Linked DNA regions of Homo sapiens: region 2 is linked to region 1. Evidence: chromatin contacts called from ENCODE Hi-C data. All regions are on one chromosome and are shown on one strand. The core of a region is the stretch at or near the end of the contact, and the rest is flanking DNA. Distances in the headings are between cores, read along the strand shown. Region 1 holds the start of CCL15-CCL14 (CCL15-CCL14 readthrough (NMD candidate)). Region 2 holds the start of CCL3 (C-C motif chemokine ligand 3).

Region 1 (6,995 bases), core at 2,293-4,792:
TTTTTATTTAAAAAAAAGTTTAAGCTCTATGCTTACTTTTAGTGTGATTTGTCTAAGAAATCAACAGGAGAAAACTGATCAATAACCAAATAACTTTTATAACACTAAATCACAACTGTGTTAGAAAAATGCCCTGAGAAGGTGATAAAAGCTTGAAATTATTATAACCCTTAAGAAAGTAAACACAAATTCATATTACATCTTATATCCTCCCTACTAAAAGAGCTAATCTTGAAGTTTTAACTACAGTTTAGGAAACGGTGTTTTGGCTGGGTGTGGTGGCTCACATCTGTAATCCCAGTACTTTGGGAGGCTGAGGTGGGAGGATCACTTGAGCCCAGGAGTTGGAGGTTACAGTGAGCTATGATCAAGCCACTGCATCCCAGTCTGGGTGACAGAGCAAGACCTAGCTCAAGAAAAAAATTAAAAAACAAAAATAAAAACTGTCTTTTATCATTTGCCCAGATGACACAACATTGTCATTTACTTAATATTTAACCCATGATAACCTCATGTAGATTCTTATTTTCCAGCAATTTTTAATTGACCTTGTTAAATCAACTTTAGCCTAAAGCTGCCTTCTCACTTATTTTAAGTTCAGCCTAATCTGTACATAGTGAACTGTAACCTGAATCGAGGTGTAAACAGGCTGTAACCTACTCTCGTGCCAATCACTGAGTTTTGTCCAGTCAAAGGGGACCACCTATTCAAACCATGTTTGAATAAGGTAAACACCCAGCTGTAATAAATTCAGCTGTTGCTGTACCTCACTTCCATTTCCTGTGATCACTTTTCTTTTTCTGTCTATAAATCTTCTACCACGTGGCTGTGCTGGAGTCTCTATGAACCTACTCTGGCTCAAGAGGCTTCCTTATTCGCAAATTGTTCTTTGCTCAGTTAAACTCTGTTAAATTTAATTTGGCTAAGGTTTTTAGCAACCTTTTTTCTTATTAACCAAGAGAGTAATACTTGTCTTCCTTTCATTATCATCATTCTGCATTTGTACTTGCAGACTCACACCATTTGTTTTATACTAATGAAACCAACTTTGCAAAAATTATAACAGTGAGAAAACCATGACAATGGGAAGATCTGATCTAGCCCACTCTCTTCTTGCCTTTAGCTTTCAAGCTGCCAGACATTTAGTTTATAGTTTAGATGATTAGCCCTTCCCCAAAACTCAACCACTTTTGTAAAGCTAATGAGAGACTACCAGGCTAGGAGGATAGAGGAGCCTGAATTTTGCTAAGGTGAAAGTGCAGACATAAATGATTGCCAGCCATTATTGTGGAGGTCACAAGATATGCAACTTCCCAATTTCTCCTGCAGATAACATCACTACTGTAGAACCTAAGTTTGGCCTTCTGAGATACCTTTTCAGGTTTTTTTTTGCATTGAGATACTGATGATGGTTCCACCTGGACCCACCAACAGCTCCTGCGGCACCACCCAGAAGCCATTCAGCCTACAGGAGGTGAATTTCCCACACCTCTATGATTGCACCCCCCAAGCAGTCAGCAGCAAGCTCCCTTTGCCTAGCCACATTCATCTCCTCCCCCAAACTACCTTTCAAAAACTTTTAACCTGTGAGCCTTCGATGAGATTGATCTGAGTAATAACTCTTTACTGCAATGCGATGGTTTTTGTGCAGCAGGTACGGTATCTATCTCACCGTTGGAGACATTCTTCAAGGACCTTGTAACTGCACACTTGGAAGTTTGTTAAGGGGGTAAATCTCATGTTATGTGGCTGATTTGTTTTGTTTTGACACAGGGTCTCACTCTGTCACCCAGGCTGGAGTACAGTGGTGTGATCATAGGTCACTGCAGCCTGCAGCACGCCCAAGCACAAGAAATCCTCCTGCCTCAGCCTCTCAAGTAACTGGGACTGCAGGCCCGTGCCACCAAGCCTGTTTTTTTTTTTTTGTAGAAATGAGGTCTCGCTTTGTTGCTTAGGATGGTCTGGAACTCCTGAGCTCAAGCTTAAGTGCTGGGATTACAGGCATGAGCCACTGTACCTGGCCATGTTTTTTTTTAATGTCTCACACACACACACACACACACACACACAGCCTGTTGTATGGGGGCGGGGGAATGAGGAGAGCCATTAAATAAATAAGCACTTAAAATAGAATGTGACTGGTGCTATCGTAGATTTAAGTACCAGATAGATGCTGTACCAGAAACACTGAAAAGGGACACCTGGCCCAGCCTCGTGGGAGCGACAGCCAAGAAGTCTTTCTGGCAGAGCTGACTGCTGAGTAGAGTTAATGGGTTGCTAGGAATTAGTATTGCACAGGGCCAATTTACCCATTAGGCATTTAGTATTGGGGTCCTGAAAAAAAAAATTAACTCCAAAAGAAAAAAGTATAAAATCTAAATTAATAGGTGCATCACTATTTAAACTTAATATGCATTTAAATGCCATTACATTAGAAACTAGAGGAGTTGTGCATATAAGGAGAACCCTATTCTGAAGGACTTTCTACACTCATACACAAACCTTGGAGTTGACTCAAGTCCATGAGAAGCCACTGGCAGATTCTGTTTGAAAAATCACAGCCAAGTTCGCAGATTAGAGAATTCCCTCTGGTGGCCACCCTTTATCATAGGCTTTGGAGGCACTTGAAGGTCCAAGATGGGGTGGTTAGAACTTGACGTGGCATCATCAGTGCCTGGGAAGGTCTTCTAGCCTCTAATCTTGAGATTTTCCAGTTCTCCATTTTCGTGGCCAGCTTGACTCATTCTTACCTTTGAAGTCCCTTTGTTTGGGAGGCCGAGGCAGGTGGATCACCTGAGGTCAGTAGTTCGAGACCAACCTGACTAATATGGTGAACACCCCCGTCTCTACTAAACATACAAAATTAGCTGAGTGTGGTGGCACATGCCTGTAATCCCATCTACTCAGGAGGCTGAGGCAGGAGAATCGCTTGAACCCAGAAGGTGGAGTTTGCAGTGAGTGAGAATGCACCACTGCACTCCAGCCTGGGCAACAAGAGCAAAACTCCGTCTCAAAAAAAAAAAAAATCCCTGTTTCATAGTAGGTAGTTATTCAGACATGAGCAGGGCGGGAGAGCCCCCTGCCCCACCATGAATGTCAGACAACCATCAGATGATGGTCAGGCAGTTGTTACACTGTCTCTCTAAAACAGTAATTGGTCAAAGCCAGCACCAGCAAAGACAGTCTCCCAATAGATAGAAATATCTCAAACTGGTGATCAACAGTTTCCCATTAAGATCTCAGGAGTCAGGCAAGTAGGCTCAAGTATGTGCACTAAGAGGCAAAATGGCAGAGTTCAACTGGTATGTGACCTAGGAACACTTGACTGGTCAAGAAGGAATGCCTCAAGTGAGCATGCGTACAACTCCAGTAAGCACACTGTGCATGCAGCCCCTCCCTAGTGCTGGCAGACCACTGCGCATGCGGAATGCCAGCATATAAAACCCCAATCCAAAGGTCAAACCAGGCACTTGAATCTCTCCAGTCACCTGCTTGGCACTTTTCCAAGTGTTCTTTACTTTCATTCCTGCTCTAAATCTTGTCTCGGTCTCTCACTCTGCCTTATACCCCTCAGTTGAATTATTTCTTCTGAGGAGGCAAGAACTGAGGCTGCTGCAGACTGATATGGATTCACCACTGCTAACACCTCCTGGTTGGAACTACAGGAATAGAACTGGAAAGGGAAAAAAGGCAGCATTCACCACATCCCAATCCTGAATCCAAGAGTCTAAGATAGTCCCCCACTCCTATCTCAGGCTTAGAGGATTAGATTAATCTCCTGGAGGGAAGACTCTTCCTTGAAACATTTTTTTTTATCTGCCTGTAGCTATTGGGATAATTCGGGAAATCCACAGGGACAGTTCAAGTCATCTTTGTCCTCTACTTTCTGTTGCACTCTCAGCCTTGTTCTCTTTTTAGAAACTGCATGGTAACTATTATATAGCTAAAGAAGAGCATTCTGACCTCTGCCCTGGGACTTCCTGGATCCTCCTCTTCTTATAAATACAAGGGCAGAGCTGGTATCCCGGGGAGCCAGGAAGCAGTGAGCCCAGGAGTCCTCGGCCAGCCCTGCCTGCCCACCAGGAGGATGAAGGTCTCCGTGGCTGCCCTCTCCTGCCTCATGCTTGTTGCTGTCCTTGGATCCCAGGCCCAGTTCACAAATGGTGAGTCCAGTGAGCTTTCTCCCAGGTGACCAGGTCCATGGTAACTCAAGCTCTGGGACGGAGACATGTTGTGACTACTCTCCAGCCCAGACATGGTTATGGAACTTATTTAAAAAGCACCAGCAGGGTATAGACCTGGCTCTGTCTGCAGCCTTTGGACCCTGGCGGGGAAAGGTACACAGATGACTGGTCCCATTTGGGGCCAATTATTTCCCTTTTCACAGCAAAAATTATCTGATTTTTTCCCTTAGCTGATATTTTAGCTGGAACAAAAGAACTGTAATTAAATTGTAAATTTGTAAAAAGAATCATACAATTTTATGGTGCTAGAACTGCTATCTACCATCTGGTGTAAAATTATGATTTGTGAGAGGAAAAGGAACCAGCCAGGTAAGTGACTCACCCAAGATCACTGTCTCACTTGTTCCTGTGGAATCTTAATTTGTGGAGGTGAATGTCAACGCAAAGAGGTCAATGACATTGAAAAAAGAATGTATTATTTACATTTCCCAAGAGAAGGAGGTACACCGTGACACACGGGGCCCCAAGGGAAGCATCCAGGGCAGGAGTCACGGGCAGGAGTCACGGGCAGGAGTCACAAACAGGAGGGAAGGGACAACCTATGCCAGAACCTTTATTGGGGTTTCTCGGGGGAAAGCAAGGCAGCACAGAGCATACACTTTAGGGCTGGGTAGTCTGAATAAGCCTTTCAGGCTTTGGGGTATAGGGATAGTCTCTAGCTGTCTAGTACTCATCCTTAGGATGATTTAGAGCAGTGGAAATACTGGCTTGGTGTGTGTGAGTTAGCAAAGGAGGTGGATGGGCATATGGGCTCAGGATTTTTTGATTTGTATATGAAAGGTCTAAACCCTTAGCTATCTCTATGAATTGGTTAGCCCTGCAATGGGCAGTCTCTCCCGAGCTGTCAAGATTTTTTTTTTTTTTTTTTTTTTTGAGATGGAGTTTCACTCTGTCTCCCAGGCTGGAGTGCAGTGGTGCGATCTCGGATCACTGAAAGCTCTGCCTACCAGGTTCAATGAATTATCCTTCCTCAGCCTCCAGAGTAGTTGGGATTAAGGCATGCGCCACCAAGCCCAGCTGATTTTTGTGTCTTTTTAGTAGAGGCGGGGTTTCACCATGTTGGCCAGACTAGTCTCCAACTCCTGGCCTCAGGTGATCCGCCCACCTCGGCCTCCCAAAGTGTTGGGATTACAGGTGTGAGCCACCGCGCCTGGCCACTGTAAAGATTTTTTTTTTTTTTTTTTTGAGATGGAGTCTCACTCTGTCGCCCAGGCTGGAGTGCAGTGGCACGATCTCAGCTCACTGCAAGCTCCGCCTCCCCGGTTCACGCCATTCTCCTGCCTCAGCCTCCCGAGTAGCTGGGACTACAGGCGCCTGCCACCACGCCCGGCTAATTTTTTGTATTTTTAGTAGAGATGGGGTTTCACCATGTTAGCCAGGATGGTCTCAATCTCCTGATCTCGTTATCTGCCCACCTCGGCCTCCCAAAGTGCTGGGATTACAGGCCTGAGCCACCACGCCTGGCTGCATTTTTCTATTTAGCATAATACAGGTATGCAATCCCTTATCAAAATCCTATCAGGCTAGATGTATTTTGGAATACAGAATTTCTCTGGTTTTTAAAAGGTAATACACGCTAGGCATGGTGGCTCACCTATAATCCCAGCACTTTGGGAGGCTGAGCTAGGAGAATTGCTTGACCACAGGAGTTCAAGACCAGCCTGGGCATCATAGCAAGACCTCATCACTACAAAAAGGTAAACTATTAGCTAGGCATTGTGGCTCGCACCTGTAGTTCCAGCTTCTCAGGAGGCTGAGGCAGGAGGATCACTTGAGCCCAGGACCTCAAGGCTGCAGTGAGTTATGATCATACCACTGCGCCCCAGCCTGGGTGACAGAAAAAGACCCTGTCTCAATTAAAAAAAAAAAAAAAAGTAATACATACCTAGATGGTACTTATCCTTGGTGGGGCCAAGGAAGACTATTTCAATCAAACACAGCAATTTTTCTGTAGCAAACACATGAATATTTCTGCTAACTGGGATGAATAAATACCATAATAGACTCACTTCACTTAAGGGGATACTGTGCCACCATAAACGCTGATAAAACCTCTCTGTTTCCAGAGCCCTATAATAAAAAATTATTCCAGAAATGTGTAGAAAAACTTGTAGACTGTGTCACATCATGTAGACATTCCATTAACTGAACCGTGTGAGGTTCAGTTGCTTTTAGTATTTCAGAGTCAATACAAAGTTTTCATGTCTACATTTTCAAAAGGTCTCTGAAAAGTCTCAGGGCCCTAATGGAATAAATGGGCCAGGAGGCAGGCCTAGAACCCAGACAGGTGGTGGTGGTCCAGCTTCAGAGCCTCTCTGCCTCAGGAGGAGGATGAGCAATGGGGTGGGTGGAGATGTTGAAACATACTGCTGCCACCCAGTGATTTCCTTCCCTGTACTGTTTCTTTCAGATGCAGAGACAGAGTTAATGATGTCAAAGCTTCCACTGGAAAATCCAGTAGTTCTGAACAGTAAGTGATCAGATACGGCATACATTTAAAAGCAGCCAGCAGGTGCAGGTCTGCACTATGGGATCCATTGTCCCTGTTTACAGAATGGGAGGAGAATGAGAGGGTCCTGAGGGTGGTGAATATCTCCAAGGGAGATCAGGACAGGGTAGGGGGACCCCCTCCATAGATGCCTTCTCTGTTCCCCTCTGGCTGCCCCAAGAGCCTGCTCCTTTGGAGAAGAAGGTGCTCTCTGATGCCTGCAGGTGTCTGCAGATGCCTTCCCCTTCTGGGGGAAATTTTCT
Region 2 (6,995 bases), core at 2,081-4,580, 88 kb before region 1:
TGACCATGGGTACGTCATTTCAACTGGGAACATCAATTTACCACCTAGGAAATGTCTAAGACCCTCCCAACTCAACCCCGTCCTACATCTCCCTTATATTATTCATTCAATGTATATAAATTAAGCACATGCTGTGCATGTAACTATATTTCAATCCAAGCAAAACACATGGCAAAGGGATAGTTCCTGGTTTGGGGATTGATAGAGAAAGTCTTACAAATATATAAACACTGAGATAGAATTATATATTCAATAAATCATCTTTATTATAAAGAACACAATAATAAGAGATAGAGACTAGGTCACGAGGCTCATCATGTTATAATCATCATGTGCTAGGATTTGGTTTAAATCAACCAACAAGACATGGTCTGGAGTTGGTTTACAATCTGAGAAGACACTCTAAAAAATCTACCATTATAGGAGTGTTGTGAGGATCAAATATAATAAGTTGTGGTACAGGACGTGTAGCGTGTGGTACCTAGAGTCAGACTACCTGGATTTGAATCCCTGCTCTGCTAGTCATCAGCTTTACGGCCTTCGGAAAATTGCTTAACCTCTATTTACTTTGGTTTCTTCACCTATTCAACTGAGAAAGTATACTGGTAACTAAATCATAGGGTTGTTTTGAAGACAGTTCAAACGTGAATCCCTATTATGGAAATCAGCACATGGTGATCACTCAATAAAAATTACATATTGTGAACTAAAATTTGTGTAGTTGCTAATCTATCATTAGCGTGAAATAAAAATTTGTTTCCAAACTCCCACATTGCCTTTATTAAACTATAAATTTCTTGAGAAAAAGAAACTAAAATAAAATCAACAGGGCATGGTCTAGATTTTTGAAGAGCAAATTACATAGATAACTAATTATAACACACGGTGCTGTAATGACAGAGATAGAAGATGTCCCTTATCAGAACACTGACTGATTCAGCAGTTTCCATTTCCTTTTCTCACTCTCCACAACTCACAGAAGCCAGCTCTCAGAAATGGAATCACGAGTATGGAGGGGGTTCCCCTAAGAAGTGAGTGAGGGAATGCAATTCTGGGTATCACTGAGAGCTGGGAGGCAGAGGGTGGGGTGAGAAGGAGGCATTGCCTGTGATGTAGGTTTCTAATGATACAAGTGGCAGAGATACCTTTATTTGGAATTGGTAGCAATAGGGGAAGATACATGGATGCCAAAGCTCCGGTGAAACCTACCACGGCCCCTGATCTTGCTTCTGCTTCTCCTCCCTCAAGACTGGCACTAGCCATCATTGGGGTGGGAAGGAAACAGAGCCCATGTGTATTAAAAGACCTAAGTCTACAGACACTTAGAAAGGACAGAATTCCAAAGGCATGGTCGCACTTGGCTTCTGTCCTCTGTTATTCTCCAGCATCAAATGTATCAACTCTAACCCCTTTGGGGGGAATACAAGGCCTGTCCTGGTTTGGTCCCAATTTAGCTTTATCATCCATATTCACCCCCACTGCTCTGCAGCTCCACTGAAGCACCCCCTCTTTCCTCTGAACCCACAATGTCACACTCAGGACTCTGCCTCAGCTGGGCACTCATCTATAGATGCCTAAATCCCGGGCAGTTATCCAGACACAACTAAAGTTCCATCCCTTCCATGAAGCCTTCCCCAACCCTCTGGTGGAAGGTCACTTCTTCCCCTCGTGGGATTCTGAGCTTTCATTTCTTTTTCTACTAGGAGTCCTAGCACTTTCGGCTAAATGCTACAATTACCTGTTCATACACTCTACCTGCCCCCACGAGATCAGGGGCATCTCAGAAACAAAGATCATTAAAACCAACTAAATCTATTTCTCATTATAAAATGAGGTATGCTGATTGATTGTGAAAGAATAAAATAACAAAGTATGGAAAAGAAAAAAAAGCATATAATCTGGCTGAGAAGGTAGAGACCCTTCCACACCACTGAAATTATGTATTGAAAAGAATAAGTAAAAAACTGCTTCAATTTGGCATGATTTATGTAAGTATAGTATAGGATCCTTAAAATGGTTCAAAGAAATGGGAAATCAAGACTTCATTTTGGCCAAAACCATTGAACAGAAACTTCAGCATATTTATCAATAATTTCTTTCAGATTAAACAACTGACAACAACCTATTTTTCAACCAGTGATGTTGGAAATGTTTTTTTAAAAATTAGTTTATAAATTTGTGGGCTGACCAAGAAGGTAATAAAGTCTAACTAAGTAAAATGAGAAAAATTCAGAAAAAGAAAAAAATAAGAAAATAAATCACCCAGGGACCTATCACACAAATATAAGAACTATTCATTCTTTAAGGCATGTATTTCCAAGCCTTTGTATTTTTTTCCATGCTTAGGGTTGGCAAGGAATATATATATATTTGTACAAATATATATGTGTATATGTACAAATACATGTATATATAGTACAAATATATATATATATTTGTACAATTCTTCAGACTTTGTAGAATTTGTATAATGTCGTATCTTGCTTTTTTTAACCACTGATGTTATAAGCATATTTATGCCACTTCATTCATTTTAGAGACTTAATAATAAATGATCTAGTGGATAATTTATCATTCCCTGATGGAGAAAAATTTAGCTTTGTTTATTTTAGAGTTATAAACGATGCTGGGTCAGGTATCTTTATGTTTGAAGATGGCTCCATATTTGGGTTGTTTCCACAGAACTCTTTCCTAGAAATGCTTTTTCTAGGTTAATGGCTACAGATATTTCTAGGCACCTGACATATTGACACCCACCTCTAAAGTATTTTTATGATCCACAACTAGCGTTTAACACAGCGCCCTAGTCACTACATGACTAATAAATAGACAAATGACTGAAACATGACCTCATGCTTTCTATTCCTCCAGCTTTCATTCAGTTCTTTGCCTCTGGGAGGAGGAAGGGTTGTGCAGCCCTCCACAGCATCAGCCCATCAACCCTATCCCTGTGGTTATAGCAGCTGAGGAAGCAGAATTGCAGCTCTGTGGGAAGGAATGGGGCTGGAGAGTTCATGCACAGACCAGTTCTTATGAGAAGGGACTGACTAAGAATAGCCTTGGGTTGACATATACCCCTCTTCACACTCACAGGAGAAACCATTTCCCTATGAAACTATAACAAGTCATGAGTTGAGAGCTGAGAGTTAGAGAATAGCTCAAAGATGCTATTCTTGGATATCCTGAGCCCCTGTGGTCACCAGGGACCCTGAGTTGTGCAACTTAGCATGACAGCATCACTACGCTTAAAAATTTCCCTCCTCACCCCCAGATTCCATTTCCCCATCCGCCAGGGCTGCCTATAAAGAGGAGAGCTGGTTTCAGACTTCAGAAGGACACGGGCAGCAGACAGTGGTCAGTCCTTTCTTGGCTCTGCTGACACTCGAGCCCACATTCCGTCACCTGCTCAGAATCATGCAGGTCTCCACTGCTGCCCTTGCTGTCCTCCTCTGCACCATGGCTCTCTGCAACCAGTTCTCTGCATCACGTGAGTCTGAGTTTCGTTGTGGGTATCACCACTCTCTGGCCATGGTTAGACCACATCAATCTTTTCTTGTGGCCTAAAAGCCCCCAAGAGAAAAGAGAACTTCTTAAAGGGCTGCCAAACATCTTGGTCTTTCTCTTTAAGACTTTTATTTTTATCTCTAGAAGGGGTCTTAGCCCCCTAGTCTCCAGGTATGAGAATCTAGGCAGGGGCAGGGGAGTTACAGTCCCTTTTACAGATAGAAAAACAGGGTTCGAAACGAATCAGTTAGCAAGAGGCAGAATCCAGGGCTGCTTACTTCCCAGTGGGGTATGTTGTTCACTCTCCAGCTCACTCTAGGTCTCCCAGGAGCTCTGTCCCTTGGATGTCTTATGAGAGATGTCCAAGGCTTCTCTTGGGTTGGGGTATGACTTCTTGAACCAGACAAAATTCCCTGAAGAGAACTGAGATAAGAGAACAGTCCGTTCAGGTATCTGGATCACACAGAGAAACAGAGAACCCACTATGAAGAGTCAAGGAGAAAGAAGGATACAGACAGAAACAAAGAGACATTTCTCAGCAAAAATGCCCAAATGCCTTCCAGTCACTTGGTCTGAGCAAGCCTGCCTTCCTCAACTGCTCGGGGATCAGAAGCTGCCTGGCCTTTTCTTCTGAGCTGTGACTCGGGCTCATTCTCTTCCTTTCTCCACAGTTGCTGCTGACACGCCGACCGCCTGCTGCTTCAGCTACACCTCCCGGCAGATTCCACAGAATTTCATAGCTGACTACTTTGAGACGAGCAGCCAGTGCTCCAAGCCCGGTGTCATGTAAGTGCCAGTCTTCCTGCTCACCTCTATGGAGGTAGGGAGGGTCAGGGTTGGGGCAGAGACAGGCCAGAAGGCTATCCTGGAAAGGCCCAGCCTTCAGGAGCCTATCGGGGATACAGGACGCAGGGCTCCGAGGTGTGACCTGACTTGGAGCTGGAGTGAGGCATGTGTTACAGAGTCAGGAAGGGCTGCCCCAGCCCAGAGGAAAGGGACAGGAAGAAGGAGGCAGCGGGACACTCTGAGGGCCACCCCTACTGAGTCACTGAGAGAAGCTCTCTAGACAGAGATAGGCAGGGGGCCCCTGAAAGAGGAGCAAGCCCTGAGCTGCCCAGGACAGAGAGCAGAATGGTGGGGCCATGGTGGGCCCAGGATTCCCCTGCTGGATTCCCCAGTGCTTAACTCTTCCTCCCTTCTCCACAGCTTCCTAACCAAGCGAAGCCGGCAGGTCTGTGCTGACCCCAGTGAGGAGTGGGTCCAGAAATATGTCAGCGACCTGGAGCTGAGTGCCTGAGGGGTCCAGAAGCTTCGAGGCCCAGCGACCTCGGTGGGCCCAGTGGGGAGGAGCAGGAGCCTGAGCCTTGGGAACATGCGTGTGACCTCCACAGCTACCTCTTCTATGGACTGGTTGTTGCCAAACAGCCACACTGTGGGACTCTTCTTAACTTAAATTTTAATTTATTTATACTATTTAGTTTTTGTAATTTATTTTCGATTTCACAGTGTGTTTGTGATTGTTTGCTCTGAGAGTTCCCCTGTCCCCTCCCCCTTCCCTCACACCGCGTCTGGTGACAACCGAGTGGCTGTCATCAGCCTGTGTAGGCAGTCATGGCACCAAAGCCACCAGACTGACAAATGTGTATCGGATGCTTTTGTTCAGGGCTGTGATCGGCCTGGGGAAATAATAAAGATGCTCTTTTAAAAGGTAAACCAGTATTGAGTTTGGTTTTGTTTTTCTGGCAAATCAAAATCACTGGTTAAGAGGAATCATAGGCAAAGATTAGGAAGAGGTGAAATGGAGGGAAATTGGGAGAGATGGGGAGGGCTACCACAGAGTTATCCACTTTACAACGGAGACACAGTTCTGGAACATTGAAACTACGAATATGTTATAACTCAAATCATAACATGCATGCTCTAGGAGAATTCACTACTCGAATGGCCACCATTAAGCATAGTATTCTGTAGGGCATATTCATGATGAATCAAGCTCTTAATAGCAATTATTTACATTGTTGAGGCTTACTCCTCCTACTGAGCGCTTTTTATACATTGCTCATTTAATCTTACCAATGCAATAGTACAGCTTAGGTACTATTAATACCTCCACTTGACAGAAAAGTAACCCAGGGCTCAGAAAGGTTAGACAACTTGGCTGAGGTTACACAGCACGTAAACGGTCAATTGTGTTCCAAAACTGGACTTTTATTGAACTACAGACTATGCTGTTAACCATTGACCAAGTTATTTCCCAAAGTATGACCCGCCTATACTCAAATCTTACCCCATTCTTTAACAGATGATACTTTATCCATTGCAACCACTTCCTGTCAGGATTCTGAGTTGACATAGAGTGTTTGAGCAGTGATTGTTGAAGCCACTTAAATAGGATCTTTAAGTGTAGACCTGGGAACTGATATTTTTATCAAGCTCATGAGGTGTTCCATAGCATGTTAATGACTGAGAGCCACTGTCAATAGAATTCACCACTGTTTTCTAAATGTGGTAAGTCTCTGCATATGGCAACAGGTGTATTATACATTATTTCTCTAGAATCTACACTCTACAAAATAAATAGCTAATGTTAGAGAAGGAAAAGACAATCAGCTTCTGTGTGGAGCAGGATGCTGTCTATAGGTTTACTGTGAAAGGTAAGTTATTTAATAGATGGATTGTTTGCATTATCTGTACAAGAAATCCATACTAAGCTAGGGTCCTTTTTGCAGAAGAAAGAGAAATTCAAAATATTTGTGTGAAAACCAAACGTGTTAATTTTTACGAGCTATGCTTATTTCATTTTGTTTCAAATAATCTATTTTTTGTGTCCAAACATGTTTAGAATTGTAGTGTTCCAACTCTTTAAAGCATAAACACTACTACTTAGCAAATATTAAAATGCATATACTATGTGAACTACATCCCATTTGACCTGATCCCATTTCTAGGAATCTGCTTCATAGAAACACTGCCAAAAGATAAGATATGTAGACATGAGGATATTCTTTGCAGTGTGGTTGGCAAACAGCAAAGAAATGCAAACAGTCATCAGTAGGGGATTAATCAGTAGAGGATTAAGATGTCCATCAGTGGAATATTCTGAAGTCAGTAAAAAAAAAGTAGCACACATCTATAACTGTGGAAAGTGTCCATAATATTATATGTAAAAGGCAGACCTAATTACATTCAGTATATGCATATATATTCTCTACATATGCTATGGAACTATCTGTAAAGTATATTATTTTGTTTTATTTTTAAATGCCATATATACATATATATTTACATAGGCAAATATTTGGAAAGATACACATCAAATAGCTAACTGATTTCTTTGAGGAAATGAGGCTTTTTTTTTTTTTTAGGAATGAGGGTTTTTCCTTTTTATATTCTGCACTTTTAAAACTTTGAGTTATTTTCTGATTAGCTTGCATAGCTTACCTCTCTGGTCTCATCTTACCCTATTCTTTGATGGGTGATATTCCATCCAT

Evidence for each region. A loop is a pair of places that touch in the nucleus more often than their neighbours do. Pooled maps may share reads with other maps.
Region 2: a loop to region 1 is called in a pooled map, with 4 times the contacts of the local background. The contact joins the promoter of CCL3 here to the promoter of CCL15-CCL14 in region 1. A Hi-C loop is called at or near these places in 1 of 37 single-sample maps with no recorded cell type and 2 of 50 pooled maps.

The regions. Positions count from the first base shown.
Region 1 is chr17:35,998,585-36,005,579 of GRCh38, reverse strand. It overlaps CCL15-CCL14 (CCL15-CCL14 readthrough (NMD candidate)), which reads left to right and starts at 3,542. Exons shown (of 7, transcript NR_027922.3): 1 at 3,542-4,163; 2 at 6,655-6,714. It overlaps CCL15 (C-C motif chemokine ligand 15), which reads left to right and starts at 4,027. Exons shown (of 4, transcript NM_032965.6): 1 at 4,027-4,163; 2 at 6,655-6,714. The coding sequence starts at 4,088. LOC107985068 (a long non-coding RNA gene) reads right to left here and starts at 4,051. Exons shown (of 2, transcript XR_001752854.2): 1 at 3,964-4,051.
Region 2 is chr17:36,086,478-36,093,472 of GRCh38, reverse strand. It overlaps CCL3 (C-C motif chemokine ligand 3), which reads left to right and starts at 3,330. Exons shown (of 3, transcript NM_002983.3): 1 at 3,330-3,487; 2 at 4,176-4,290; 3 at 4,711-5,217. The coding sequence starts at 3,415. The coding sequence ends at 4,801. It overlaps CCL3-AS1 (CCL3 antisense RNA 1), which reads right to left. Exons shown (of 3, transcript NR_186417.1): 3 at 3,611-3,927.